Linked DNA regions of Homo sapiens: region 2 is linked to region 1. A link is a loop called in an ENCODE intact Hi-C map of the cell type or tissue named here. Cell type or tissue: PC-9. All regions are shown on one strand. Each heading gives the region's core, and the rest is flanking DNA. Links, peaks and the distances in the headings are about the cores only. Region 1 holds the start of PRAMEF12 (PRAME family member 12). Region 2 overlaps TNFRSF8 (TNF receptor superfamily member 8).

Region 1 (15,295 bases), core at 3,933-11,932:
TAAATCACATTTATTTATTGTCATATGTTGAACCATCCTTGCACCACTGAGATGAGTCTTACTTGATGAGTGTAAATGACCTTTTTAATGTGTTACTGATTTTGGATAGCTAGTATTTTTAGAGGATGTTTGCATGTGTGTTGATCAGGGATACTGGCCTGTAGTTTTCTTTTTTGGTTGTATCCTTGTCTGGTTTTGGTATCAGAGTAATGCTGGCAGATCGTGTGTTTCTATTTTATTTGTAAAATTTCTTTGGAATAACAGATTGTGCAGTGAAAATAAACATAGTAAACATTAGACCTGATGCTCTGGACCCCAGCTCTCACACAAGCCTCTGACTGTGGAATTTTATTACAAAGCATTAAAATAAACAGCACTTTGGCAGGGACTAGGACAAATGTTGGGTGAAATGAGACAGAAGGAGGCCGATGACCCCAGGTCCCAAATGAGTAGAAAGGAGGCTTTTATCAGCTGGGAGCTATGGGAGAACCCCAGGCCCAGTGGGCATTGCTGCAATGACCTCATGGTATGTATGTGTGTATGTGTGTGACCACCTAGAAAGTCACAGCTCTCCAGGATGAGCTGGCCACATAGCAGAGAAAAGTAAAACCCCCATATCCCTGGTAGGACAAATCTCCCATGAGTTCAGCAAGAAGACTTGGGATCTGTGGACAGGAGGGCACTTGGTAAAATCCTTCATTTGAGGTTGATGTGAAAAGTTGAACTCAAGATCCTGAGGCCTTATGTCCTTCCCACTCCCCCACAGGGCTCCTGCTGAGCCAGCCCTGACTCCCAGATGCAAGAGCCCAGGGAGGAGTTGGGAGAGAGGAAAACCTGCTGGGACCTCAGGGCATGGAAGGAGCCCTGGACCTTTCTCCCAGTGATGCCTCCCCTACTGTCAAGTTCCTCTGGCCCTGGAGCTTCCAGGGACCCCTGCATCCTTTCCTTCCTGCAGCCCTGCCTTTGCCAAAGCTCCATGCATTTGCCTCCAAGTGGGTCCCCAACCCCAGGCTCTGGGAGCTGTGAAGAGGCTCAGGGTTCCTGCTGTCTGCAGGAGGAAACCTTGCTCTAAATGGGCCTGTGTGGGTTCTGGGATCCCTTCCTGCACAGGGCCACCTGCAGGTCCCACAGATGTATCTTCCCTAGAAGAGCCAGTGGGGATGGGCGAGGACCCCTAACCTGCTCCCAAACCCCACATCCAAAGGAGAGAGAGGGATCACCTGAAGCACAGACCAGGGGTTGGGTCCTGGCCCCACTGTCTCCTCCTGATCCCAGAGGCCAGGGGTGTGGCCACAGGCACTCCACCAACTCCTCCTGCACCCCCAACCCAAGCTGAACAAACTCCTCCAGACTCCCTGGCCCACCCCAACTTAAAGAAATTAGGAGAATTCTCCAAGGGGGAGAAGACACCAGCTGCCTCTGCAGTGCTGTGCCCAGGAGGAAGATGATCACTGTTCAAACTGCCCTGGCAAGTTGTTTCAAAGAAATAAAGCCCTTGGATTCTCAGTGTTTTGAATCGCATTGCACTTAATAAACATTAGTTTTACTAATGTTTTCCACTTACCTGTCTGTTTATATTCAGCAGTGAGAGTTCTTCATCTTCAACAAAAAGTGATTAAAGGACATAGGACATCTGTCATTTTCCCCATGGATTATTAAGATCACTCTGCACATTTCATCTTGCACAGTCATTTTTTTCTGACCTGGGCTGCAGTGCTGAGCCACGTGTACTGTGTTGGGTTCATTTTCCAGATTCTTTGCTTTTTGTTTGTCTTTGTCAGTAGCACCGAGAATAGTAGATGGCACATCCCAGGCACTCAGTAAAGGTTTTTGAATGAATCAAGGGGAAAGGAGGGAGAGGAAGGCACTGCGTGTTGGGGGGTCCAATGTGCCAGAATATTCCTTGAAAACTTGACCCAGAGTCTCCCCTCCAGGGCCTCGTGATGCTCCTCAGCACTGGACGTGGCAGGATTTTTCTGACCAAGAATCAATGTGCACCTTCTCCTTCCACAGGGAGGTGCTGGGCAGGCTGATGGGCCCTGGTTTGACTTCCATGCCCCAAGACATTCTTCTGGCTTGCAGGAGGAGATTTGGGGTCTCTTGGATGACAGGGACTCTGGGCCCGACACCGTTCTGCCTCATTCCCTCCTGAAAAGCCTAATCCTCCCTGTTCCACGAGGCTGTGATGAGTGAGGAGACAGAAATGCACAATTTTCAGAGAGCATCCCTTCCCCTGGCCACACGCCAAGCCTGCTTCCCTCTGACCTGTCCCTTGTCTTTGCATTCAGGATGGACACTCACCACCTACTCTCCCTCCCCAGGACTCCTCACTGGCCTGACTCTGTGCTCCTGGGGCACGGTGGGGCAGCCCCTGGAACCTCATGCAGACCAGGGCACACAAACGGCCTTGGGAACTCACAGTGTCATATCCAGGCCCCAGTCCCCCCAGGGTCTCAGACACAAGTCTGCAGCCGTTCAGGGACATGGCTCTGTGAGAGCCAGAGAACCTGGCCCCTGCCCTGCTGCCACTTCCCTCCTTCTCCCTTATTCCAGCCTCAGAAGCTCCTCTGGCCACTCACTCCCTGACTTGGCTTTGCTCTTTCCCTTAGTTCCTCTGGCTCTGTCCAGCCTGCAACAAGTCCCAAGAACGTCCCCTACTCCCAGGGTGCTACGAGCACCTCCCTAGCATCAACTCTCTGCTCTGAGGGTGACCCTCTCCTCAGATCCTTATTAGAGGAAAAAAGGAGCAGCCCCTGGTAGGGCAAGAAGTGATCTGACTCAGACAGAAAACAGACTTATCGCATCCCAGGTGCAGCTTGTCAGCTTTCAGGCTGGGCCAGGGGAGCTTGGAAAGGGAAGGCCCCTGCCCGGGAACCTCTCCCAGGGATTCCCATCAGCCTGGAATCCCTAGGAGAACCAGAGGAGTCAGGTCTTCCTCTGCAAGCCAGGCAAGGTCAGTCACCCTGCAACAGTCCCAGGTGCCTCTTTAGGTCCACAGCAGCAGCTGAGGAGCTCCCTGCTTTGTGCCTTGCTATGTTCACCAGAATACCTCAGTAGAACTTGGGGAGAATTCCTTCATTACTGCTGATGACAGGGAAAGGGTCTTCAAGCATCATGGCCATGTTCCAAGCTCCAGGAGAGATGGGCTGATATTCCTGAGATGCAGAGTGTGGGCTGCCCTGACCCTTTCCAGGCGCCTCTGGCCCAGCCTTAGAGCTGAAAAGGCTGCACCTGGAGAGGAAAACAGAAGCTCAGAAATATTCTAGAGACCCTGAGCAAGGGCCTGGGGGAAACTTTGAGATCCCAGTGGGGATTCCATGAGTGGAGAAGGGGTCAGGTGGTTCCTTGAGATGAACTGCGAAGGCTGCTCTGACCTGGGCAGCAGACAAGCACCTTGAGAAGAACAGGCGACAGGATATGGTAGAAAAGCCCCCAAGTGCAGGATTCTCACCAGGGTCCTGGGGGTGGTGCAAGACTCCCTGAATTGGGTAGGAAGGAAAAGGCTGTCAATCAGTTCTTTGTAACATTTAGGTTATTGAACCCCTTGGGGGATCCTCTGAGCCCTCACCTGAGGGATCTGCCAATCATTTGCGGCCTGAACATGGGCAGATTCCTCTCCCTGGCCGAGTCTCAGGGTCACCAGGTTAAAAATGCGGGAAAGAGCAACATACCTTAGGTTCACTGGGAGGGAGAGGTGAGGTCTCTGTGAGGGAGAGCTGGGTGAAAAGTACTCAGCCCCTGCTGTGTCTCGTGGATGCTCAGTCAACAGAGATGCTCACGACCATCCTTGGTGCTGAGCTCACCCTCAGCCTCAGGTTCACAAAGCAAGGGGCTGGGAAGTAGAAGCCTCACTGAGTACATTTCAGTTTAACTTGATTGCACACATAAGGCATTGATAGTGAGGTCAGAAATGTGGAGAGAAAACATTTCCAGAAAGATTCCGAGATGGAGAACATCCTTCGAAGAACTCCAGCTTTGGTGGGCCAGTGGCATCTCAGAGCTGTTTGGGTGTCATAAAAAATGGGAGAGAAAGGCCTGGAGGATTCTCTGGGGTGGGGGAGGCTCTTGCTACTTTGTATCCCAAAACATCAGAAGAATCACGGTGTGATTCTGCCCAGGATGGGAGCCACCCCTAAGCTTACAAAGCTTGCAGCGTGATACGGAGCTCTGGGTTTTGTGGGGAAATGTACTAGGATGTGTGCACTGTGCTTAAAGAGAGAAAAACTGAGTTCTCTTATTTTCTTTGTTTCTCTTTTTTTTTTTTTTGGGACAAGGTCTCACTCTGTTGGGTTTCCCTCTGTTGAGACAAGGTCTCAAGGCTGGAGTGCAGCAGCACGATCATGGCTCACTGCAGTACTGACCTCCTGGGCTCAGGGAATCCTCCCATCTCTGCTTATGGGGTCACTGGGAATACAGGTGCACATGACCATGTCTAGGTAGATTTTTTTTTTTTTACAGAGACAGTGTTTCACCATGTTACCCAGGCAGGTCTCAAACTCCTGGACTCCAGTGACCACCGTGCCTGGCCTGAGTTTTCTTCATATGCCTAATGTTGTTGTTCTGATCAGAATCTCTATGTTCAATATTAGGGACAAGAGAGGACTTTAAGGATGAGAAAACATTAATGATCAAAATATACCTGGAAAGGGGCCGATGGGATTGATGAGGATGAAGGGCCCTGGGAAATGCCTGGACCTGAGGGTTGCTGGGAAATGTTCCACTGTGGGAAGATCCCTGAGTCTAAAGGAAAGATTTCCAGACCATAGCGCCATGACAGGGAGACACGGACCCTTGTGCATTTCTCCCCCATGTCCTGCAGAGCCCACAGCTTCCACCCTCTGTGGCTTCCAGCTTGGGGGAGTCTCCCTTCTTAGGCCTGGCCACTGTGCTTCTGTCTGGCCTCTGTCCCAGCTCACATTCTCAGATTCAATCTCCCGAAGCTGGTTTTCTGAGGGGTGCCCATCATTTTTGTGAGTAAACACGCTTTACCTTCTAGAGGTGACCAAGACTGTATCTCGTCCCATGCCCTCAAAGGCAATATTGTGTTTTGAGTCTACAGTGTCTCTTTTGTAATTATTTCCTTTTCAGTTTTTGAATTCAATCTAAATGGAGTCTTTCAATCCTTCCGTCTCCTCTCCCACAAAATACCCACCATGTTTTATGCTGTCTTGGTTCCTTCCCAGGGTCCCATTAGAACACCCGGTCCCATCCTGCCCAGCCCCCACCTCACTTTGTAATTTTGGTTTAATTTCCTCCGGAGAAGCCTGAACCTTCGTCTTGAGATCAATCACACCCTCAGTGGTTCCCCTCTGCCACCTGAATGGGCATATGATCTACCATGTTAGAAAGCGTAAATCCCAGCTGACCACTGGATACGCAGAGATATTTATTCTGCTTTCTTAGGGATGAAATTACTGTCTTCTTAGAGCTGTTTTAGCTCTGAGACATTTTGATAATGTTTATGTGGCCAAAGATCCCCCAGCAAAGATACCTTCAGGTTTTGTTTTTTCTGTCAAATGCCAGAAACAGATTCAACCCTTTCCTGCATCACTATGAAGCTCTCATGTCAGTCAAACTCCATCAGTGTTTGTGGAATAAAGGAATGAATGAGTTGTGGACTTTCACCCTATTATTTATATCTTTCACTTTCATAAACGTATATCTGATCCAATCAATTAATCAGAAGAAAGTCGCAAACTCAATCAGGATTAACTGGGTGGAACTTCAGAATCTAATCAGACATCATTTTCTGATTGGAAGTTGGTTGTTGAGATGGGGAGGGTGTGGTTAGAAAGGTCCATAAAAGCTCCCGAAGGTGCACAGGAGAGAATCCAAGGCGCTGACACCTGGAGCTACTGCTCGGTTCTCTGAGAGGTTGCAGCACCCTGCAAACTGAGTCCAGATCTGGTAAGTCACCACCTCCTTAGGGTCATGCCCATCTGATCTGCAGCCAGCCAGCCAGTCAGGGATGGTGACATGCAGCCCAAGGTGGCAGAGAGAATTTTCTTGTCTGTTTTCAGAAGAACAAATTTAGGCTTTGATTTTTCCTCTAAATGTAGTTTTGTCTTCATCCCCCAAAATTGGATTTGTGCTTGGTTTTTGTCATTTCAAAATTCTTATTGAAGCAGTTTTTTTTTTAACAAGAGATATTAAAAAGTTACAACTGGTTGAATTTTTATTTCGTGACATTTGAAATAATTGGTTTTTGTGCCCTTAAATTATAGTTCATAGACTTGGTGGCATCGTGATTTTACATGTTAGGCCTTAGTTTTTACTAATACCTTAAAGATATTCCATAGGCCATTCTCAAGAGTGGAGTCTTTGTTCTGAACATGGGACCCATTTTTTTCCCCTAGATTCCATCCCAAAGTGGGTCATTGTGAGTCTGTGTAAGAGATCAACATTGGAACCTTCATCTGAGAGTTAGTGTTTTTATCCCTAACTTTCACAGGCTCTAGAACACTGTCATGCTGTTTTTACAATTTCTTGTTACAATTTTTCAAAATAAAAAATAATGGCGCTGATTCCAAGGAGTCCCTTTAGTCTTCTGCAAGCATGTCAATTGTGGGAACTGAGAATGTAGGCTGTGTGGGGCCACAGGACATTCTCGTTCCCATTGTTTTAGGGTGGTAAGTGACAAGAAATATTTTCTCAAAAAGGTGGAGCTTAGCTTTCAGGATCCTCAGCAACGCTTCCCAGTGTTACTGAGATTTAGTGCAGCAATGGTTGAAAATGAATGGGCCAGTGGTTACCTTGCCCTCTCCTCATTGTTTGGAAGACATTCTTTATGGTACCAGCAAGGGCAGAATTACAGATTTGTGTCCAGAAAGTGCAGAGTGGAATTGGGGTGAACTAATTACCTTTCCACCTCTACCAGAGCAATGACATTGGCACTAGGAGATGATGAAGTGATGTGATTTGCCGTAAGAATGATGTTTTTTTCTCTAGATTCATCAGGATGAGCCTCCAGGCCCCACCTAGACTCCTGGAGCTGGCTGAGCAGAGTCTGCTGAGAGACCGGGCCTTGGCCATCCCCACCCTGGAGGAGCTGCCCAGGGAGCTCTTTCCCCCACTGTTCATGGAGGCCTTTACCAGGAGATGCTGCGAGACCCTGACAACTATGGTGCAGGCCTGGCCCTTCACCTGCCTTCCTCTAGGGTCCCTGATGAAGTCATGTAATCTAGAGATCTTTCGAGCTGTGCTGGAGGGGCTTGATGCACTGCTTGCCCAGAAGGTTCGCCCCAGGTGAGGTGACCCAGCTAACCAGGTGGGGAGGGCTCAGGCATCCAGGGTAGGGTTAGCTGGGTCAGAAGGAGTGGGAGGCCCAAGGGTGGCCCAGAGACTTCTGATGGGGCTGGGGAGGAAGCTCAGAGAGGCCTTGGCCATTGTCCAGCTCCTCTGGGAAAGGACTGCTCACCATGCAGGGTCCACTGAAGGATCAGGAACCTGCCTCCTGCCAGTGGCAATTGAAGACACTAGCAGTGGGGACCAGGCAGGTTTCAAGGAGAAAGAGGGATGGAGAAAAGACAGAGAGTGGGAGAAGCAGCAGGGAGGAGAGTCGCTGATGTCCGGGATGTGGATAAAAGCTCAAATCCTTCCTAAATTTGGAGCCTCTCTTCTCTTTTACCCACAGGCGGTGGAAACTTCAAGTGTTGGACTTGCGGAATGTGGATGAGAACTTCTGGGGCATATGGTCTGGAGCTTCTGCACTCTCCCCAGAGGCCCTGAGTAAGAGACGAACAGCAGGGAACTGTCCAAGGCCGGGTGGGCAGCAGCCCTTGATGGTGATCCTAGACCTTTGCTTCAAGAATGGGACGCTGGATGAATGCCTCACCCACTTCTTAGAGTGGGGCAAGCAGAGAAAAGGCTTACTGCACGTGTGTTGCAAGGAGCTGCAGATTTTTGGAATAGCCATCCACAGGATCATAGAGGTCCTGAACACGGTGGAGCTAGACTGTATCCAGGAGGTGGAAGTGTGCTGCCCGTGGGAGCTGTCCATTCTTATAAGGTTCGCCCCTTACCTGGGCCAGATGAGGAATCTCCGCAAACTTGTTCTCTTCAACATCCATGTCTCTGCCTGCATTCCCCTAGACAGGAAGGAGCAGTTTGTCATCCAGTTCACCTCTCAGTTCCTCAAGCTGGACTACTTCCAGAAGCTTTACATGCACTCTGTCTCTTTCCTCGAAGGCCACCTGGACCAGCTGCTCAGGTGAGGAAGTATGGTGAGCTTTCTCTGCAGACCGCAGCAAAGACTTTCTTTATTACTGTAAACACCAGGGGGTATCTACTGTGAGCCAGCTTGTGAGGAGGTAACAGCGAAGGGGACACTAGAATGTCCATGCATTGTCCTGTTGGCAGCTCTGTCCTGAAATAGGTGTCACACATCCATCCCAATAAGCCAGCGGGATCTCCTGGGCTAGATGCTATAGAGAGGCTGCCATGCTAGGAAGGTACTGCAGGGTTTAGATCTAGTGAGGGTGCATTCGTGAATTCCTCCCGAGGATGTGTGTCTAAGTTAAGACGATGGGAAATGGGGAGTTGAAGAGGGCACTAAAGAAGAGAATGTCCATCACACCCCTCCATTTTAAAATATAAGGTCTGTCCTCACCTGCCTAGTGAACAGGTAAAATCCTGTGTCTCCCTCTGTCAGTAAAATGTTTTGAGCTCCAAAACATGATGGAATAGAGGGTGAGGGAGCAGGAGTGAAGAATGGTGAAAGTGATAGATGGTTTGCTGATGATACGGGCATGTCAGGGTCTCCTGCAGCCTGGCCACCCCAGCTGAGGTTGCAGGATCTTGCCTGGGTTTGTCATTTATGCCTGTGTCTCCATCGGGCTCCTGTGGCCCAGAGATGTGGTTTTCTACCTGACACATGAGGAAAGGGAGCATTAGAGTTCATGGACTTGACCCAGTCACCCGAGTGATGGTGAAGGACTGAGCCTCGATTGGGTCTGCCCTGAATGAGCAGAGTCTCCATTCCCACACCCCAGGTGCTGATTATCCTCAGATAAGCAGAACAGCCTTGGGTTGTGAAAAGTGTCATCTCTCACCTTGAGGTCTTCCCCACCACTCTCCTCTAACTCCTTCTTGTTCTCTCCCAGGTGTCTCCAGGCCCCCTTGGAGACAGTCGTAATGACCGAATGCCTGCTGTCAGAGTCGGACCTGAAGCATCTCTCTTGGTGCCCGAGCATCCGTCAGCTAAAAGAGCTAGACCTGAGGGGCATCACACTGACCCATTTCAGTCCTGAGCCCCTCTCAGTTCTGCTGGAGCAAGCTGAGGCCACCCTGCAGACCCTGGACTTAGAGGACTGTGGGATCGTGGATTCCCAACTCAGCGCCATCCTGCCTGCCCTGAGCCGCTGCTCCCAGCTCAGCACCTTCAGCTTCTGTGGGAACCTCATCTCCATGGCCGCCCTGGAGAACCTGCTGCGCCACACCGTCGGGCTGAGCAAGCTAAGCCTGGAGCTGTATCCTGCCCCTCTGGAGAGTTATGATGCCCAGGGTGCTCTCTGCTGGGGAAGATTTTCTCAACTTGGGGCTGAGCTGATGAAGACACTGAGGGACTTAAGGCAGCCCAAGATAATTGTGTTCAGCACTGTCCCCTGCCCTCGCTGTGGCATCAGGGCCTCCTATGACCTGGAGCCCAGTCACTGTCTGTTGAATGCCTGCTGTCAGGGTGGATTTATTTAAAGCTTTCTTCTGGTCATTTGGCAACTGAATCCTAGGCCATGAGTGTATGTCAAAGGGAGCACAGACCCATCGTTTCATATGCCTGCTCAATGTGAACCGGAAAGGAAAGGGGATGCAGGAAGGGAGGGACTGGGGGAAAAGTTGAGTTGGAGTCAATAGGAGCTTTAGAGACCTGTGTCCCAGAGAATCAGAAATGGGAATCTGAATTGCTAGAATGAGAATCAGGTAGGAGAGACACATGAGACAGTTACCCCTGCACGGATGGTTGTAAAGAAACAGTCAGAAATAAAGGGAAGCTGAGTGGAAACTGTCTGGTGTCCTCCATGATTGCTTCACCTGGCTTAACAATTTTAACCTAAGGAATCTCAAGTTACTCATGGGGGACAAAAGGCACTAAGTTCTCTAAAATTAATGAGGTTCAGCCCAAGGAAATAAAGGCATCAAAGTGGAATGTGATCGTTTTGCTCAATTCCTTTTTTTTTAATTTCTCTCTGGGCATGTGTCTATTTAGTGGGTTAATACACGTGAGATGCACTTACGGGGCCTGGACCATTCTAGGTGGGCAGTGAGGGTCAGTCACTGAAGTTCAGCCCCTTCTTCGCAGGGCCCTCACTTTTGTCCAGATGCTTAGACCCTGTTTACTCCTGATGGGTGGATTCAGAACGCTCAGTTGCTGACCATTACCTGTGCTGGGAAAGGATTTCACTGCACAAGGTGTGGCCTCTGCCCTGGAAGGGGAGCTCCACACTGTATGAGCAGGAGCCTCAGGGCATCACCAACCCATGCTTGTTCTCATGGAGGGTAGTGACCCTTGCAATATTAAAATAGTTGTGGCCAATAAAGACATCCAAATTCCCTTTTTGGGAAAATGCTTAAATTATGCAGGCATATAGTACATTTTAAACATTTCTAGCCCACATTTAACAAACATTTTATCCTTTTGGGGAGCTAGGTCATATTGATGAGATTTTCCCATAACACTTGCCTTCTCTCCCTCTCAAGGAAGACTAGTGCAGTGTGTTTGGGTATCACACGTCATCAGAGGGTGGATAATGATCAAGTGCCTGTGGGTGATGAGTGACCTTCGCTGTGCTGAGGGACCCTACACAAAAGGCTCCCGAGTGTGGGACCCTGCTGAGGACACAGGGGCTGGTGCTGTTGGGCAGGAAGCTGAGGAAAGAGCCTCAATTTTCCTGTAGAATGAGAAGGATTATGCCCACCAGCCTGTGGGACCCTCTTAGGACACAGTGAGATGGTACATGGTTATGACTTGGAATGGGGCCTTTCATACAGTAAAAGCTTAATACATGCATCCTGTCTTTCTTTTTTCCTCCTAATAAAAGTCTCAGCATTCTTCATCCTTCAATCTCACCTCCTATTCCTCATAACAGGGAGGCAGTAGGGACCCAGGGCATGCAATGGGACTCAGCTTCTACACGCCGCCACCGCTTAATCATGATTCCTGTAAACAGCAGGACCTCAACAACCAGCAAAGAACGGGGTGGGCAGTGCAGGACTGAATTCATCTCTAGTGATCATGAGATAAAAATTTCCAAACCACGGGACTCATGTGCCATCTGCTGTAATTTAGTTAGACCGTCTGGTGTAATTTAGTGATGAAAGCAGGAGTATATTAAGTGGTACTTCCAAAAATCTGCTATTATGTAAATGTTTATGGAGTGTCACTATTCATTTGTTGGCTATTCTAAATAATTGGCCATGTTGCCCCAATACCCCTTAAAGTCAGAGGTAATCCAAAGACTTTCCCCAATTGGAGAAGATTTAATAGAACAAGGACTTACAATTCCTTGTCCCAATCCATGTAACCCTTCCATCCTGCCAGATATAAAACCTAACTGACAAGGTTAATGATTTGTGCAAGACTTACATGCAATAAAGAAAATTGTAATAGTGAGATATACTGTGGCTTCACATGAAATATCTTGTTATGTAAGGTGACTACAGACTCTAAATGGTACCCAGTGAGAGATTTCTCCTCTGCCTTCCTTAGGATTCCTGTTGATGAGGAGAGCCAATACTTGTTGGCCTTTACTTGAAAAATTCAGCAACACGCCTGGGTTGTAACGCCACAGGGGTTCACTGGAGTCCCATCATAGTTCTCGCAGGGATAACACCAGGACCTGTTAACCTTACCATTCCCTAGAAATTCCACTCTCATTCAATATGCAGTAGGTGTGCAGTTATGTTCTCTTACCAAGGGACACTCTAATAGATTCCATTTATCTTTTAGAGCAGTAAGCTTACAAGGGCCCTAAGACCTCCATGAAAACTTTTCCATTCTCTAGAGAAAAGGTCCTTACTTAGGACATAATCCAAGTGCAGGGAAAGCTTCCATCTCATCTGAAATAATAAAGACAATCCACGGTTTCCCTAGTCCCGTAACAATGAGGAGGTGCCCTCTTACATGTGAGACATTGTAGCTGTTGGTTCCCAAATTTCTCTCTGCTGGCATCATTCTTATAATGAACTCACAGAAAAACTTTGTCCCAGTGCGCCTGAGTGGGCAGGTGTAGGACTTGACACTGGGTGCAATGTTATACAATATTTTTTGCCTCTTTCCATGTGATATCAAATTTATTTTTTAGTCCTGTTGCATTTACATGAGTCAAAGCATGAAGTTCTTGTGCTTCTATGAATGCAGATGATGCTAGCAAGTCAGCTTGTTCATTTGCTTTAGTTAAAGGCCTTGGTAAATTAGTACGTGCTCAGATATGAGTAATATAAAATGGGAAATTTCTTTTTCTTACAATTTGTTGTAACAAATTAAAGGGCTTGTTTAACTGATCATCCATACTATATTTGATTAGGGCTGTCTCAACATCCTTTGTAGCTGTGCTACATATGCAGAATCTGATTTTCAATGACTCGTTCTTTCGGCCTGGTGTGAACCACTTTTCCATTGCTGGAACCATCAGTAAACACCATCAGAGCATTTTCTAAAGGTTTATGTCTGGTAATTTTAGGTAAAATTCAAGTAGTCAATTTTAAAAACTGGAAGATTTTTGTTTTTGGGTAATGCTTATCAGTAATTCTCACAAAATCAGCAAGACCAATCTGCCATGCAGCAGAATTGATAAAGCCTTGTCTAAACTCTTCCTTGTTTAAAGGAACAATGATTTTATCTGGGTCACTTCCACACAATTTTATTATTTGTAATCTTGCCTGACCAATTAATGTAGCCATTTGATCCAAGTACAATGTAAAAGTCTTAATCGTACTGTGAGGAAGGAAAGATCACTCCACAAGATCTGTATTTTGAACAATAATGCCTGTTGAGAATGTGCAGTAGCAAAAATCAAAAGTTGGAGTGGGGCGAAGTGATCTATTCTATTTACTTGTGCTGACCGAATTTTTTCTTCAATTAATTCAATTTCTTTAGTTGCCTCTGGAGTTAATGTTCTTTTACTATTCAATTCTGGATCCCCACTCAAGATAGAGAACAAATTTGACATGGCATAAGTAAGGATGCCTAGAGTTGGCCAAATCCAATTAATATCTCCTAGCAATTTATGAAAGTCGTTTAATGTTTTTAATGTGTCTTTTCTTATTTCTATTTTTTGTTGTTTAAATTTTCTTTCCTCTACCTGCATTCCCAAGTAATGGACAGGAGTAGAGGTTTGAATCTTATCAGATGCTATTGTCAGTCCTGCGTTTGCAACCTCTGTCTGCAGAAATGTGTAACAGTCAATTAATGTGTCTCTCGTTTCTGCAGCACACAAAAGATCATCAACATAATGAAAGACGTAGTCTGAAAACTTGTCTCTAACTGGTTGAAGAGCTTCAGCTACAAAAATCTGACAAATAGTTGGACTATTAAGCATTCCCTGGGCAACACTTTCCACTGAAACCTGGTGGCTGGTTCTTTATTATTTATGGCTGGTATAGTAAAAGCAAATTTTTCAAAATCCTGTTTTGCTAGAGGAATGGTAAAAAAGCAATCCTTCAGATCAATTATAATTAAAGGCCAATCTTTGGGGATCATGGCCAGAGAGGGCAACCCAGGTTGGAGAGCCCCCATAGGTTGAATTACAGCATTGACGGCTCTTAAGACGGTCAACATGTGCCATCTGCCGGATTTTTTCTGAGTTACAAACACAGGAGAATTCAAGGCGAAAATGAAGGCTCAATATGTCCCTTTGCTAATTGTTCTTTTGCCCGTAAGTGTAAAGCCTCCAGCTTTTGTTTTGGTAGCAGCCACTGATTTACCCATACAGGTTTTTCTGTTTTCCAAGTTAATGGAATGGGTTTTGGAGGCTCTACAGTGGCCACTCCTAAAAAGGATATCCTATTCTTTTTCTTTCTTGATTTCCCTCAGCCTCAATTGGGATTTTAATGCCATCTCCATTTTTCCCTAGTCCTTTGCCAGGGAGACATCCCATTTTAGTCATGATTTTTTGACTCGTGGGGCTGTATAAGGAGGCTGGGATAGTAATCTCTGCATGTCATTGTTGTAACAAGTCTCGGCCCAAAAAATTATTTGGAATAAAAGTAATCATAGGTTGAACTGTACTTTCTTGATTATCAGGTCCTAGACAATGTAAAATCATGGTGCTTTGATACACTTTTGAGGCGCTGCCCACACCGACAAGTCCTGTAACAGGCTTTTGTTTAGGCCAATTTTTTGGCCATTGATTTAAGGCGATAAGGGAAACATCAGCATCGGTATCCAATAATCCTATAAACTGCTTTCCCTGAATAGTGACTGTACACACAGGTCTATTCTCTGAGACATGACGAGCCCATTGAGTGGCTTTTCTGGCAGAGTTGGTACTTCCAAACCCTCTTGTCCTTTCCGTTTTGTTTTCCCAATTTTAATATAAGGCAAAAGCAATAATTGAGCAATTCTATTACCTGGATTGGCACTCCAGGGAACAGTGGAGCTGATCACTAACTGAATTTCCCCTTTATAATCTGAATCAATTACCCCAGTATGAATTTGGACTCCCTTCAAATTTAGACTTCATCTCCCTAAAATGAGGCCTACTGTCCCTCCTGGCAGTGGGCCATATACCCCTGTAGGAATCTTTTGCGGGGTCTCTCCAGGGAGTAAAGAAACCTTTTGAGTGGAACATAAATCTACTGCTGTGCTGCCTGCTGTGGCGGGGGACAGCTGTTGTATTGTTGTAATTGGCTGATTCCCTGAAGTGGTGGTATTTGCTGTGGGGGTTGCTGTCCCTGAAAACCCTGAAGAACAAACGGCTGAATCGGGAATGCCCCAGTTTGTTGTTGGGACTGAGGCTGGCCCCTCACCCCTTTTTCTGACAATAGTTGCCCATTTTTATCATATTTAGAACGACATTGATTAGCCCAATGTTTTCCTTTTCCATGTCTTGGACACAGGCCAGGTGGCTCTTTATTTTTACTCTGTTTATTTAAGACTGGGCAGTTCTTTTTTAGATGACCGATTTGACCACAATTATAACATTTCCCCCCAAATGCTCTAACTATCCTCCTAAAGTGACTCCGGTCATTGCTTGAGCCATTAGCATTGCCTTACGCATAGCTCCTCCAATCCCATCACAAGCTTTCACATATTCTGTAATTACATCAACTCCTGCTGGACCTTTTCCTTTTAATGGCTTTA
Region 2 (15,295 bases), core at 3,713-11,712, 660 kb before region 1:
TGGGGTGCTCGATTGGTGGATGGCCCATGAGTGGGGGTGTTTGGAGCAGGCGGGCAGTGATCTGTGGTCTTTTCCTGGTGGGGAGAGAAGACGGTGGTAAGGTATGATCTAGGGCTGAAAGCATTGAGGGGCAGAGGTAGACACCAGAGGGCTCATTCATTTGCCAGCAGTGCAGAGGGCCTGCCTTGTGCCGGACACCCGTGCCCCATCTCTCCCTCTATTTCCCTCTACGTTGGTTTGTCAGAGGGAAATGGGTCCCACTCTGCTGTTGTGACACTTGCGACTCAGCTGGCCAGCCTCTGCACGTGTCCATCTGATGCCCTCCTGGTCTCCATGGCGAAGGGTCGACCCTCAGTCATTTTTCTTTTTCTTTTTTTTGAGACGGAGTTTCGCTCATGTTGCCCAGGCTGGAGTGCAGTGGCGCAATCTCGGCTCACTGCCACCTCCACCTCCTGGGTTCAAGCGATTCTCCTGCCTCAGCCTCCTGAGTAGCTGGGATTACAGGTGCCCACCACCACGCCTGGCTAACTTTGTATTTTTAGTAGAGATGGGATTTCACCATGTTGGTCAGGCTGGTCTCGAACTCCCGACCTCAGGTGATCCGCCCACCTCGGCCTCCCAAAGTGCTGGGAGGATTACAGGCGTGAGCCACCGCGCCCAACCTAGTCCCATTTTATTACTGAATAGCCCTCCATGGCGTAGATATGCCGAGCTCTGTTTATCCAGTTTTTGAATATTTGGGTTGTTTCTGCCTTTTGACTATAATGAAGAAAGAAAAATACATCTTTGCGTGTATGTGCTTTCCTTTCTCTTGGGTTGGTTTTGTAAAAAAAATGGATTTGTGGGACTTCTAACAATTTTGGGTTGGAGCTCTTTTCCTATAGTTGTACCTTCTCCCGCTCCATGGCTTTGCTTATTCTCTCTATGATGTCTTTTGTTTGTTTGTTTGTGGTTTGTTTTTTTGAGGTGAGTCTTGCTCTGTCGCCCAGACTGGAGTGCAGTGGCGTGATCTCGGCTCACTGCAACCTCCGCCTCCTGGGTTCAAGCAATTCTCCTGCCTCAGCCTCCCGAGTAGCTGGGATTACAGGCGCCTGCCACCACATTTGGCTACTTTTCTTTTTTTTAGTAGAGACGGGGTTTCACCATGTTGGCCAGGCTGGTCACAAACTCCTGGCCTCAAGTAATCCACCCGCCTCAGCCTCCCAAAGTGCTGGGATTACAGACGTGAGCCACCGCGCCCGGCCCACACCAGTCTTTAAAAGAGGGAGGCAGGAGGCACCCAGCCCCTCCCTGCCCAATACCATTCTGAACAGGAGTTACGCTAGTGTGCTGAGCTCTCAGGGAAGCTGTTCCCAAAGTTTTGAGCAGGGGAGTGACAGAGCCATGAGACAGGGTTGGGGGAAGCTGTGGCATGGTGGCCTCAGGAGGAACAGTGGGCAGGGGCTGGTTGGGGGGCAATGAGTACCCTCCTCTCGTGTGGAATGCACGCAGCATTCCTGTCCTCTCTGAGCCTCAGGACTCCCTCTGAAAGGCTGGACTGAGCTGACATGCGGAGTTTGGGAGCTGGCCACGGTGAGGGATGGGGGGCTTCAGGGTTGGGTGGGGAGTGAGGCCTTTGCCAAGGCGGCCTGGCCTGCAGCTTCTCTGCTTCTTTCCCCAGGTCTGTCCCCAACACAGCCATGCCCAGAGGGGTCTGGTGATTGCAGAAAGCAGTGTGAGCCCGACTACTACCTGGACGAGGCCGGCCGCTGCACGGCCTGCGTGAGCTGTTCTCGAGGTAAGGGCCTCGTCCCTCCCCGGGCCTCAGTTTACCTCTCTGCATTTTTGAACCGTGAACTTCCAGTAACTACTCCCCCTTATGTTTGTGGGTTTTTGATGGGGGTCGCCTCTTTTCAGAGGGCTTCCATTGGCATATTATTTCCTTCCAGGAAGCGTTTGTGAATCACCCACCTGTTCCAAACTCGGCTCATCAATGTTTGTAACTACTCTGTGATTCAAGCATTGTGATCATTCCCCTTTTACAGAGGAGGAAACGGAGGCTTTGGGAAGTCAGGGAACTTCCAAGGGCTGTGGGCTGGAGTTTGAACCCAGACAGGTGCCACCAGGTTCCAGGTTCTCGTCCACTCCACTCGCTGCCCCTATGAGCCACTTATTCTTTTTTTTTTTTTCCCAGACAGGGTCTCACTCCTTCACCCAAGCTGCAGTACGGTGGTGGGATCATAGCTCCCTGCAGCTGTGACCTCCCAGGATCACATGATCCTTTTGCCTCAGCCTTTCAAGTGGCTGGGACTATAGGTGCACACTACCATGCCTGGCTAATTAAAAAAAATTTTTTTTCATACAGATGGGGGTCTCACTATGTTGCCCAGGCTGCTCTCGAACTCCTGGACTCAAATGGTCCTCCCACCTTGGCTTCCTAAATTGCTGGGATTATAGGCATGAGCCACCATGCCCGGCCTGCGAGCTGTTTTGACAAGCACTTACTGAGTGCACAGACACAGCACGATGCAGGTGTGGGGCTTCCCTGTGCCCAGCCCATCACAACCTCCCAGCGCCAGCAGCACCCCGAGGGGCATGTGGGCAGGGGGTGTTGCTCAGGCCACAGGCTGCTGTGACTGTTAGAGGCCCTGGCTATTCACGGAGGCCACTGGGAATGTGTGTCTGTCTCCTTGTCCAGAGCTGCTTTTGGGCAGCAAAGCAGAGTGAAGGGTCAGGGGAGGCCAAAAAGAACCACAGACACTGTTTGTTGTCATTGGAGGTCTCTGTCCTAGTTACTAAGGCTGCATAGCAAATTTTCTTAAAACTTAATTGTGAAAACAAATCATTCTTTGTACTCACAGATTCTGTGAGTCAGAATTCAGACAGGGCACTGCGGGGACAGCTTGTCTCTGCTCCACAATGTCTGAGGTCTTAGCTGGAAAGCCCAAAAGCTGCAGATCAGGAACTTCTGAAGCTTCATTCATTCACCTGCCTTGGGGTTGATGTTGGCTCCTGGCTGCAGCCTTGGTTCCCTTCCATGTCGGCCTCTTCGTGTCTTACCTGGGGCTTCCTCATGGTCTGGTGGTTAGGTTCTAAAGGCGAAGTCTTTTTCTCTTTTTTTCTTTTTTTGTATTTTTAGTAGAGACGGGGTTTCACCATGTTGGCCAGGCTGGTCCCAAACTCCTGGCCTCAAGTGATCCGCCGGCCTTGGCCTCCCAAAGTGTTGGAATTACAAGCATGAGCCATTGCCCCCGGCCATAAAAGTCTTGAGAGAGAGAGACAGACAGAAAGAGAGAGTGAGAGAGAGACAGAAAGAGGGAGAGAAAGAGTGAGAGAGAGAAAGAGAGAGACAGAGAGAAAGAGACAGAATGAGAGGGAGAGAGAGAGTGAGAGAGAGACAGAAAGAGGGAGAGAGAGAGACAGAAAGAGAAAGAGACGGAGTGAGCGAGAGAGAGAGAGACAGAAAGACAGAAAGAGAGACTGAGAGACAGAGAGAGACAGAGATAGAGTGTGACAGAGAGAAAGACAGAGAAAGAGAGAGAGAGAGACAGAAAGAGAGAGAGAGAGACAGACAGAGGCAGCAGCCACCCCTCCTTTTATGACCTGGCCTTGGAAGTCACACAGAACTTCTACCACTTTCTGTTTGTTGAGGCAACCACAAATGTCACTTGAGACCAAGGGAAGGAAAACAGTTGTACTTCTTGACAGGTAGGTGGCAAAGGCTCTGGAAGGGCCAGAACATCACTGCAGCCATGTTTTGGGGAAATACAGTCTGCCACAACCACCATGTGGACATATGGAGAAAGAGGTGTTGGCTCTGGGCCCAGTAATTCCTTCAGCTCTCCTAACTGAAACCCCACGAGGCAGTGGAGTGGTGTATTAGTAGCTAAAGGCATGAGCTCTAGAACCCGAGTGCCGGGTTCAGATCCCGCCTCTCCCACTTGATAGCCTATAACCTCAAGCAGGTTTCCTAACCTCTCTGTGCCTCAGTTTCCTCTGCTGCAAAATGGGCATAGTATTATCTATCTCAGAGAACCATGTGAGAATTGAATACATGATTGTAGGTTAATCTGGGTAGAGTGCTGAGACTACTGTCTCACACATACTCAGTTATCTTAAGAGCTATAATAATAATGATAATAGCTGCCATTGTCCCAAATGGTTTCATTCATTGCTGAGCTCACACACACCCTTTGCACAAATTCCCCAAATCCTGCCCAGTTCCCTTGCTCTGGATGTTGTAAGAAGAGACTGTCCAGCCCTTATCATTATCATGCTGGGTCTCTAAGTATCCTGCTGATTGAGATCTACCCTCGCGGAGAGGTCCCATTTGCCTAATCTACTGATGCAGTCGTTCTGTATTTACCTCTAAGTGGAGCGTTGCAAAATATTCCCGAATACGTACAAATGCATTATTACACTTATTAAAAATAATACCTCTAACATGGTTTTTTTTTGCTTTTGGAGGAAAAAAAATCTTTTTTTTTTTTTTTTTTTTTTTTTTTTTAAATAGACAGAGTCTTGTTCTGTCGCCCAGGCTGGAGTGCAGTGGCACTATCTTGGCTCACTGCAACCTCTGCCTCCCAGGTTCAAGTGATTCTCCTGCCTCAGCCTCCTGAGTAGCTGGGATTACAGGCACGTGCCACCAGGCATGGCTAATTTTTGTATTTTTAGTAGAGACGGGGTTTCACCATGTTGGTCAGGCTGGACTTGAACTCCTGACCTTGTGATCTGCCTGCCTCGGCCTCCCAAAGTGCCGGGATTACAGTCGTGAGCCACCGTGTCTGGCCAAAAAATCTTTTTATTATTAAAAATTTCAAACATATTCAGATGTAGAGTGAGTCAGAGATGGCTGCGTACTATCACCCAGCTTTAAACGGTTATGGAGTCATGGCCAGTCTTGGCTCCTCTGCACCCATGCCCGCTCACCCCGTCCCCTGGAGGACTTTCTTTTAACAGCTTTAGGGAGAGATAGTGGGCATATGGTAAAGTGCATAGATTAAAGGATGCAATCTGATAAGTTTTAACAAATGCATGCAGCTGAGCAACCAGCCATCCCCCTCTAAAAGTTACCTCGGGTTGCTTGTCACCATTTCCCATCCCCTGCTTATGGTCACCATGCAATAGCTTGCATGTAAATGCGACATACAGAATACCCTCGCTTTTTGCCTGCCTTCTTTCACCCTGCAGAATTATTTTGAGCATGCTGGGAGAGCTGCTCAACGGCATAGTCAGACGAGCATTTATTTTCTTGTTGGATGACCCTTGGACAACTGCTTCTCTGTCTTCCTGGGGGCTCTCTGGACCCCCTGCCCTTGCCATACTGATCTTTCTCCGTGATCCTCATCTGTGTCCCTTAGATGACCTTGTGGAGAAGACGCCATGTGCATGGAACTCCTCCCGCACCTGCGAATGTCGACCTGGCATGATCTGTGCCACATCAGCCACCAACTCCTGTGCCCGCTGTGTCCCCTACCCAATCTGTGCAGCAGAGACGGTCACCAAGCCCCAGGGTAAGCAGTTCCCACCCCAGGCCTCGACCACAGGGTGGAGTCTGTGCCCCCACTGTTGTGCCTCTCCCCACCAACAGCCAGGGGTGGAGGCAAATGACCTACACCCTCGGCTGTTCATTAGGTCAGGTTTGGGTTCTGGTTATCCTTTGAGTAGTCAGACTCAGTGAATGGAATGATAAAATCCAGTTTTAGCATTTTGGCAAGAGATTCTGTTGATTAAAAAAAAATTCTTCCTGAAATTATTGGGCTGGTAAAATCTTTATATTTTTGAGATGGAGTTTCGCTCATGTTGCCCAGGCTGGAGTACAATGGCTCAATCTCGGCTCACCGCAACCTGCACCTCCTGGGTTCAAGCAATTCTCCTGCCTCAGCCTTCTGAGTAGCTGGGGTTACAAGCATTCGCCACCACAGCCGGCTAATGTTGTATTTTTAGAAGAGATGCGGTTTCTCCATGTTGGTCAGGCTGGTCTCGAACTCCCGACCTCAGGTGATCCACCCACCTTGGCCTCTCAAAGTGCTGGGATTACAGGCCTGAGCCACCATGCCCAGCCCCGGGCTGGTAAAATCTTGACCTGTTTGCAAGGCTGTTTTATTGACTTAGAGAGATGAATATCAAGTTTCTGAAGAGATTTCTAACAGGACGGTTGGCTTTACCAGTGTGCAGGAAACTAAAACCCTGACAGTTTTTTGTTGTTGTTGTTTTTTGTTTTTTAAGGGCTTTGAGAGATTTTAACAAATCTCCAGGTGGTTTAAAACAGATGGAAGAGTGGTGACAAAACCAAGGGGAATGGCCAGGCGTGGTGGCTCACGCCTGTGATCCCAGCACTTTGGGAGGCTGAGGCAGGTGGATCACTTGAGGTCAGGAGTTCAAGACCAGCCTGACCAACATGGCAAAACCCCGTCTCTACTAAAAATACACAAATTAGCTGGGTGTGGTGGTGGGCACCGTAGTCCCAGCTACTCAGGAGGTTGAGGCAGGAGAATCGCTTGAACCCGGGAGGCATAGGTTGCAGTGAGCCGAGATTGCACCACTGAACTCCAGCCTGGGCAACAGGGCGAAACTCTGCCTAAAAAAGAAAAAAAACCAAGTGGAGGGAAGGTCACCCAATGTGACTCTGTGAGGGCTGCCAGAGAAGTGAGGGGTGACTTGCTTCTAGGACCCCCAGAGAGGCTCTGGGCTTGGAAGAGGCAGGCAGATGAAGAGCGGGAGGGAAGTTGAGAGGTGTGAGGTGTAGTGGCCTGGGACTACTAAATCTTCAAACACAACTTCAAAATGTATTACAATGGCATGGCATGGCCACTGACCAGTTTGCACAGATGATGCCTGAGTTTTTAATCCCCAGTATTGTCTTTTTTTTTCCTCTTTTTTTAGAGATGGAGTCTCGCTGTCTTGCCCAGGCCGATGTGCAGTGGTGTAATCTCAGCTCACTGCAACCTCCGTCTCCCGGGTTCAGGCAATTCTCCTGCCTCAGCCTCCCGAGTAGCTGGGATTACAGGTGCCCGCCACCACACCCAGCTAATTTTCATATTTTTAGTAGAGACGGGGTTTTGCCATGTTGGCCAGGCTGGTCTGGAACTCCTGACCTCAAGTGATCTGCCCGCCTCCACCTCCCAAAGTGCTGGGATTACAGGTGTGAGCCACCGTGCCTGGCCAACAATTGTCTTCTTGAGTCAGAACATTGAAGGAATATCCGGGGAAAGTTCGGGCCACTAGTGGGGTGCTGTCACTCTGTTTGTAAAGCCCTCTTTACTTGGGTATTTGGAAGTGCACCTGTCAACAGGCTAGCCACACCCCATCACCCTGAAATGGAGGCTGCCAGCTCACACTCTCCGCCCATGGGCCCAGGGTTCCCTGGCCAACTTCCTACTCAGGGAAGAGACCCATTGTGAACAGGACATACTAACACAGCAGAAGAAACTGTCCCCGCTCAGTGACTGGAATATTCAGTAGAGTCCTTAGGATTTTATTTTGTTTGCATAAATGTATGGGGTACAAGTGTAATTTTATTACATGCTTAGATTGGGTGGTGAACTCAGGACGTTTAGGGTATCCCTCACCCAAATAGCATACATTGTACCCCTTAAATAATTTCTCATGGTCCACCTACCTATACCTCCCACCCCCTCACCCTTCTAAGTCTCTGTTGCCTTTTATTCCACTCTCCAGCTCCGTGTGGACACAGTATTTCACTCCCACTTAGAAGTGAGAACAGGCAGTATTTGTCTTTCTGTGTCTGAATGTCTGCACTTAAGAATATGGCCTTCAGTTCCATCCATGTTGCTGCGAAAGACTTGATTTCTTTCCTTATGATGGCTGAGTAGTATTCCATTGTGTATAGATGCCACATTTATCTATTGGTGGATGCAGCATAACCCTCCCCCCCCACCCTTTTCTTTTTGAGACAAAGTCTCGCTCTGTTGCCCAGGCTGGAGTGCAGTGGTATGGTCTCGGCTCACGGCAACCTCTGCCTCCTGGGTTTGAGCTATTCTTGTGCCTCAGCCTCCCAAGTAGCTGGGATTACAGGCGTGCACCACCACACCCGGCTAATTTTTGTATTTTTAGTAGAGACGGGGTTTCACCACATTGGTCAGGCTGGTCTCGAACTCCTGACCCCAGGTGATCTGCCTGCCTCAGCCTCCCAAAGTGCTGGGATTACAGGCGTGAGCCACCGCACCCGGCCAAGCATAACCCTTTTAAAATAAATATGAATGAGCAAAGATTTGTAAGAAAAACCAGCCCTACAAAGGAGAATAAAAAGATACGAAACCAGAAATTCTTACCACACATGAAGCTTTGATAAATCCAGGAATAGAAGAGTACTTAGCAACATTAAATTCGTGTCTGCAGAAAAATTCACGAAGTCGTTACATCCATAAGGTGGGCACAGAATGCTATGAAAAGGAACAATATGGGATCAGAGGGCAAGAAAAGGCTTTTTAGAAAGTGTGCTTGTGATCAGCCCATCATCTCTAGGTTCTCCATTCACCTTTCCATCCCTGCCCTGCCATCAACGATGGCTCCGCCTTTCTCCTCTGTAGGGAGCATGCAGTTAAGCCTTGCCAGCAGAGGGCGCTAGAGGGCCATCGCAGGAGGAAGGAGGCTTCTGGTTGCATTTGTTTTTTTGTTTGTTTGTTTGTTTCTTTTCTTTTTTTGAGACAGAGTCTCACTCTGTCGCCCAGGCTGGAGTGCAGTGACGCGATCTTGGCCCACCACAACCTCCACCTCCCGGGTTCAAGCAGTTTTCCTGCCTCAGCCTCCTGAGTAGCTGGGATTACAGGCACGCGCCACCACGCCTGGCTAATTTTTGTATTTTTAGTAGAGACAGGGTTTCACCATGATGGTCAGGCTGGTCTCGAACTCCTGACCTGGTGATCCGCCTGCCTCGGCCTCGCAAAAGTGCTGGGATTACCGGCGTGAGCCACTGCGCCCGGCCATTTGTTTCTTCTTGCTCCTGCTGCCTGGCCTGGTGACCACCTTGATGTGGCTCTCCCAATGCAGACATTGGCACGTGCCAGGCCTCATGTCTGCAAAAGTGTCCTGACTCCCTGATTCCCTCTGTGCATCCCCCACCAGCCACAGGTCTTTGGCACCCCAAAGTGCTCCAGGCGTCTCCCCCACAGTGGCAGCCTCAATTTCTCTGTGCACCTGACCAGAAGCATAGACTTCAGGTCAAAAGGACCTACCAAGAGCAAAGCAGGATTAATGGAAATTACCCACGCTACATGTAATAGATGCACCACCATGATTTTATCTACCTGCCGGTTGATGGCATTTGGGTTGTTTCCAGTTTAGGGCTATTATGAATGAAAACAGCTGTGAATATTCTTTTTTTTTTTTTAACATGTATGAATTTATCTTATATCTTTTATTATTATTTTTATTATTTTTAGAGACAGGGTCTCACTCTGTGTTCCAGGCTGGAGTGCAGTGGCATGATCTTGGCTCACTGCAGCATTGAACTCCTGGGCTCGGGCGATCCTCCCACCTCAGCCTCCCACAGTGCTGAGATTACTGGCATGAGCCACCATGACTGGCCGATTCTTGTACAAGTCTTTGGGTGGATGTATATTTTCATTTTTCATGGGTAAATACCTAGGAGGAGTGGCTAGGTCATTGTGCTGGTCACATAGTCAGAATGTTTTTGAGGACTAGTCAAAGCTGGATACCTCTGGTCTGATACAACCCCTTCGTTTTACACCCAGAGAGAAGCACAGGGCCGAAGCTAGAACCAGAATGCAGGGATCCCAAGGGTCAGCCCAGAGTACTTCCACTGGAAGACACCACCCACCCACCTCCTTCTTAGTTCTGAACCTAGAATTTACCCAGCTAAATTACAGTCACTTCAGCTAAATTACAATCAAGTTTGAAGGCAGCATAAAAACATTTTCAGACATAAAAGGTCCAGAAGGCTTTTCTTCCTATATCCTCTCCTAGGAAGATATTTGAAGATGTAATTCAGCTAAGTGAGGGGGCAAAAAAGAAAAACAACAGGAAGCCATGGAATCTAGAGACCAGCACTCCATCCTAGCAGAGCAAGGAAGGGAAGTCCCAGAATGATGTGGTATAGACCAGTTGAGCCAGATCAGAGCAGGAAAATGGAAGGAAGGCTCCGAGGAAGTGTTCCCAGGAATAGAAGAGAGAATTGTAGTAAATTTCATGATTAGTAGAGTTGAAAAGCCTGAGGATATGGTGAGGGCACACTGTCCTTTTATCAACAAGAAAAAGAAAGGCAATTGAAAACTCCCGGGAAAAGAAAAAGATGACAAGAAATATACAGTCCAAATATGAAGATGAAATTTCACCTGATTTTAAGCGATTGCTGGATGTACAAAAAGAGAATCTGTTTGGCCTTGATGCTGAGACAATTCTTTAAATGGCCCAAGGACTGGGTGTTTGGATTTAAAGAGAAGTATATCCATCTGGTAAATAATATTTTTTTTAGTTCTTAAATGGAGGCTGAGTAGGCAGGTTCTTTTCTTCTCTTCCAGTAGGCCATTACCAGAGAACACAGGCAGACCAACTAGGGGCTAGACAATGCCTTCTCCTCACCTTCAAATCCAAAGAGGAGGAAAAGGGGAGGATCACTGACTCAGGGAGGAAGAAGGAAAGTTACAAGTTAGGTATAGTATATTCAGAGAGGGGATGAGAGGCACCCAAGGGATACTAGGTTCCCCCCTTCTGCACATACAGGAGGGACAGCAGATCTGTCGCTGGATTTCAGCAGGTGTTTCAGCAGCAGCTGAGACCATGGGCCTGTCTAGTTACATCAGGCTGCCTTGGAGAGCAGGCAGGGGGCTCTCTCCTCATGATGCTGACTGGGAATAGCCACAGTTAATGGGTTTGAGCATCAGAGCTCCAGTCCACTCAAAGTAAGTGTTCACTGAAACCCAATGACCTTTCAAACACTGATTCAAATACTGATTAACGAGCATGTAGGAACCATCATAACACATCGCATCATCTTCCCCATAGTCTCCAGGCTCCAGCTAATTCAGGTAAGAGTCCAGTGACCTTCCCCAAAGAGGGGGGTTCCTCAGAACCCTACAATGCAAGAAATAAATTAATCCTGGCTTTACTTTTTTGTCTATTTGAGGAAAAATCTGAGAGGCGTCACGAACACTTTGTAGAGGGGAGATGTGGGTATGTGTGTGGGGTTGCTTTGTACCACATCAAAAAGGGGTGCCTCCACCAGGGCTCTGGGGGTGGAGAGGTGTAGTGACTGAGCATAACCCACTTCTAATGTGGGCCAAATTATCCTGCCCCAGAAAAGCAGGAAGCTTTGAAGAAGGTGCCCAGTCCCCAGGCAGGAGGCAGTGCCATCCAGAGGAGAGTGCTCTGGGCTGGAACTCGCCATCTCTGTTTCCTGGCTGTAGCTCCAGCCCTGCGGCTCTCTCCATCTGTAAAACAAGGTAGCTGGGTCAGACCAGTGGTGGCCAGCTATGAACTGGCCTTCAGAGACATTCCGTCTGGCCAGCATAGCAATCCAGCCACCCTTCCTAGGCACTCAAGAGGAATGAAATTATACGTTCACACAGAGGCACGCACAAGAATACTCACAGCTGCCTTGTTCGTCATAGTTCAAACTGGAAACAACCCAAATGTCCATCAACTAGCGAACGGGTATGTAAACAGTGGTTCATCTGTACAACAGAACGCCATTTGGCAACAGAAAGGAATGAAGCTGAATGAATATCAAAAACATTATGCAGAGTGGAAGAAGCCAGACCCCAAAGAGTACATACTGCATGATTCTGTCGACATGAAATTCTGGAACAGATACACTCCTCTATAGTGACATAAAGCAGATCGGTGGTTGCCTGGATCTGGAGGTGGGGGCAGAGTGAGTGAGGAGGGGCACTAGGGAACCTTCTGGAGGGATGAGAATGTTCTGTATTTTGATTGGAGTTAGTTACCTTTGTCAGAACTCATCAGGCTGTACACACTTAGGGACATTTTCTTTTTTTATTTTTACTTATTAAAAATAGAGACAGGGTCTTGCTATGTTGCTTAGGCTGGTTTCGAACTCCTGAGCTCAAGTGATCTGCCTGCTTCAGCCTCCCAAAGTGCTGGGATTACAGGCGGGAGCCACCCTACCCTGCCAGGGGATACTTTCTTGTATATAAATGTTGCCTTAGGCTGGGCATGGTGGCTCACGCCTACGATCCCAGCACTTTGGGAGGCTGAGGTGGGCGGATCACTTGAGGTCAGGAGTTCGAGACCAGCCTGGTCAACATGGTGAAACCCTGTTTCTACTAAAAATACAAAAATTAGCTGGGCATGTTGGCAGGCACCTGTAATCCCAGCTACTCAGGAGGCTGAGGCAGGAGAATCACTTGAATCCGGGAGGCAGAAGTTGCAATGAGCTGAGATCGTGCCACTGCACTCCAGTCTGGGCAGCAGAGGAAGACTCAATCTCAAAAAATTAAACATAAATAAATAAATAATTCCTTAATAAAGTTGATTTAAAAGAAAAAAACTTTAAAAATTGAGGCTGTATTTAAACATTAGGCGATTTCAGTTTTCTCTTAAAAGCAAAAGGTCTAGCGTCACTGTTTCACCTTCCTGGGTGACCACAGCTGTTAGAGACAAGTAGCAACTTCTCCACTTTGTTTTATTTATTTTGAGTCTTTCTCTGTCGCCCAGGCTGGAGTGCAGTGGCATGATCTCAGCTCACTGCAGCCTCCACCTCCCGGGTTCAAACGATTCTCCTGCCTCAGCCTCCTGAGTAGCTAGGATTACAGGTGTGTGCCATCACACCTGGCTAATTTTTGTGTTTTTAGTAGAGATGGGGTTTCACCGTGTTGGTCAGGCTGGTCTCGAACTCCTGACCTCAAGTGGTCCTCCTGCCTCAGCCTCCCAAAATGCTGTGATTACAGGTGTGAGCCAATGTGCCTGGCCAGCTTTTCCACTTTGATCTTTTGAAACACAAATCTGACTGTCTTAGCTCCCACGGTGTTGCCTCGCTGGAAGCCACCAGTCCCTGCTGGTTAACTCTTTCCTGGAGACACCAGCCTCCTTGGCGCTGGTTCTCAGATGTTACGTCCCCTCTGCAGATATGGCTGAGAAGGACACCACCTTTGAGGCGCCACCCCTGGGGACCCAGCCGGACTGCAACCCCACCCCAGAGAATGGCGAGGCGCCTGCCAGGTGACTCCCCCACCCCTTCTCTCTGTTTGGCTGCTGCAGGAGGGAGCTGTCCCTGCCATGCCCAGGGGATGCCTGGGAGGCAGCTGGGCTGGGGGTGGAGGTGGGGCCTGGGCTGCTCTTTTGTTAAATGTGTGCCCATCTCTTTGCTGACACCATTGGAAAGCCAGAAGGCCTTGAAACCCAGTCCCTGCCCTCAAAATGCCTGGCAGAGACTCGGGGCAGAGGATCTAGGGGCCCAGGCTCTGGTTGCGCAGTCTCCAGAGAAAGGGAATTATTCCTGAAGACCCACTTCCCTCTTCCCATCTTCATCACTCCTGCCTTGGGCTTCTCCCCGCAGCACCAGCCCCACTCAGAGCTTGCTGGTGGACTCCCAGGCCAGTAAGACGCTGCCCATCCCAACCAGCGCTCCCGTCGCTCTCTCCTCCACGGGGAAGCCCGTTCTGGATGCAGGTAATGGTCCCAGCCCACTCACCCCTACTCCCAGCAGGGGCTTCCTCCTGGGGAAGTGTGGATTGGGGGAGCCAGGAGGGAGCTTCTCCTTTGTGGGTATGGTCTGAGAAGGGGGATTAAGGTTGACCCCAGGTTTCTGGCTTCTTGAGTTGGTGCTGTGGCTCTGGCACTTGCTAGTGACTATTCTTTTCTTTTTGAAACAGTCTCACTCTGTTGCTCAGGCTGGAGGGCAGTGGCACCCATCTTGGCTCACTGCAACCTCCACCTCCCAGGTTCAAGAGATTCTCCTGTCTCAGCCTCCCGAGTAGCTGGGTTTACAGGCGCTTGCCACCACGCCTGGCTAAATTTTTTTTTAATTTTTAGTAGAGACGGGGTTTTGCCATGTTGTCCAGGTTGGTCTCAAACTCCTGACCTCAGGTGATCCACCTGCTTCAGCCTCCCAAAGTGCTAGGATTATAGGTGTGAACCACTGCGCCTGGCTGCTAGTGACTATTCTTTAATTCTTGTAGGCAGGAATTTTTTTCACAGCTTCATCCTCGTGGCTTATAATTGCTACTCAGAAAATAGGTCTTTGTTGATTGATTTCATGACTTTGACTAGTTGTTCGAGCCTTTGAGCCTCAGTTGTCTCATCTATACAATGGTAATGGCAGAGACCGTGCAGGGTTATAAGCAGTGTAGCATTGTAGACGGCCTCTGTCAGAGTTAGCTCTTAGGCTGGACGCGGTGGCTCACGCCTGTAATCCCAGCACTTTGGGAGGCCAAGGTGGGTGGATCACGAGGTCAGGAGTTTGAGACCAGCCTGGCCAACACGATGAAACCACATCTCTACTAAAAATACAAAAATTAGCCAGGCGTGGTGGCGCGCGCCTGTAATCCCAGCTACTCAGGAGGCTGAGGCAGGAGAATCGCTTGAACCCGGGAGGCGGAGGTTGCAAGGTTGCAGTGAGCCGAGATTGCACCGCTGCACTCCAGCCTGAGCAGCAGAATGAGAATCAGTCTCAAACAAAACAAAACAAAACAAAACAAAACAAAACAAAACAAAACAAAACAAACAAAACCCCCAAGAGTTAGCTCTTAGGGAAAGATGCCAGGTTACTCATTTTAGGACTTGCAGTTCTAGTGGCTGACACGAGGTGGCAGTAGTGCTCCGGCCAGAGTTTCTGAAAGTGCGGTCCCGTCTGGCAGCATTGGCACCGGCTGGGAACTTGTTAGGAAAGCAAATTATGGGCCCCATCCCAGACCTAGAGAATCAGAAACTGCACTTTAACAAGATCTCCAGGGCACTCATGTGCACATTAACGTTTGAGAAGCACTTAACTGGCATATACTACTTTTTAAACATCTAAACATGGACTTCAATAAAGTGCAATCACTAGCTCTATGATCTCTGTAAGTGACAAAAGGGAAAAACGAAGCGAGTTTAGTACCGAGGTGTGAAGAAGTAGATCTAGATAGGGGTTAAGAGCGTGGCCCTGCAGTCCCCCCGGCCTGGCCTGGCCTGGGCTGGGGCTCTGCCACTTACTCTCAGGGTGACCTTGGGCAACTTAACGAACTTTCGTGAGCCTCAGCTCCCCTCATTTTTAAACTGAAGGTAGTGACGGTGCCTAGGGCATAGGGTTGGGGATCATTCATTCAGGGAACGCTTGTGGGGTGTGTTTATGTGCAGTGGGGACTCCATGCCTGCCCTCATCAAGCAGGTCTAG

The links. Hi-C counts contacts between places; a loop is a spot of excess contacts. Peaks named below come from ENCODE experiments on the same cell type or tissue, not always from the same donor. Only the 100,000 strongest peaks of a DNase experiment are listed, where the experiment ranks them.
Region 2: a loop joins it to region 1, with 8 times the contacts of the local background. A loop is called at or near these places in 2 of 110 quality-filtered maps.

Annotation. Positions count from the first base shown.
Region 1 is chr1:12,767,910-12,783,204 of GRCh38, forward strand. PRAMEF12 (PRAME family member 12) reads left to right here and starts at 5,829. Exons shown (of 3, transcript NM_001080830.5): 1 at 5,829-7,245; 2 at 7,634-8,209; 3 at 9,102-9,997. The coding sequence starts at 6,959. The coding sequence ends at 9,690. In PC-9, for the core only: no CTCF peak of the experiment used is centred there; no DNase peak of the experiment used is centred there; H3K27me3 peaks cover 645 bases.
Region 2 is chr1:12,110,238-12,125,532 of GRCh38, forward strand. It overlaps TNFRSF8 (TNF receptor superfamily member 8), which reads left to right. Exons shown (of 15, transcript NM_001243.5): 7 at 1,661-1,777; 8 at 5,340-5,492; 9 at 13,047-13,140; 10 at 13,478-13,590. Among named protein-coding and RNA genes, the nearest start is that of MIR7846, 49 kb to the right of the region's middle. In PC-9, for the core only: CTCF peaks have their summits at 8,562 (motif pointing right) and 8,771; no DNase peak of the experiment used is centred there.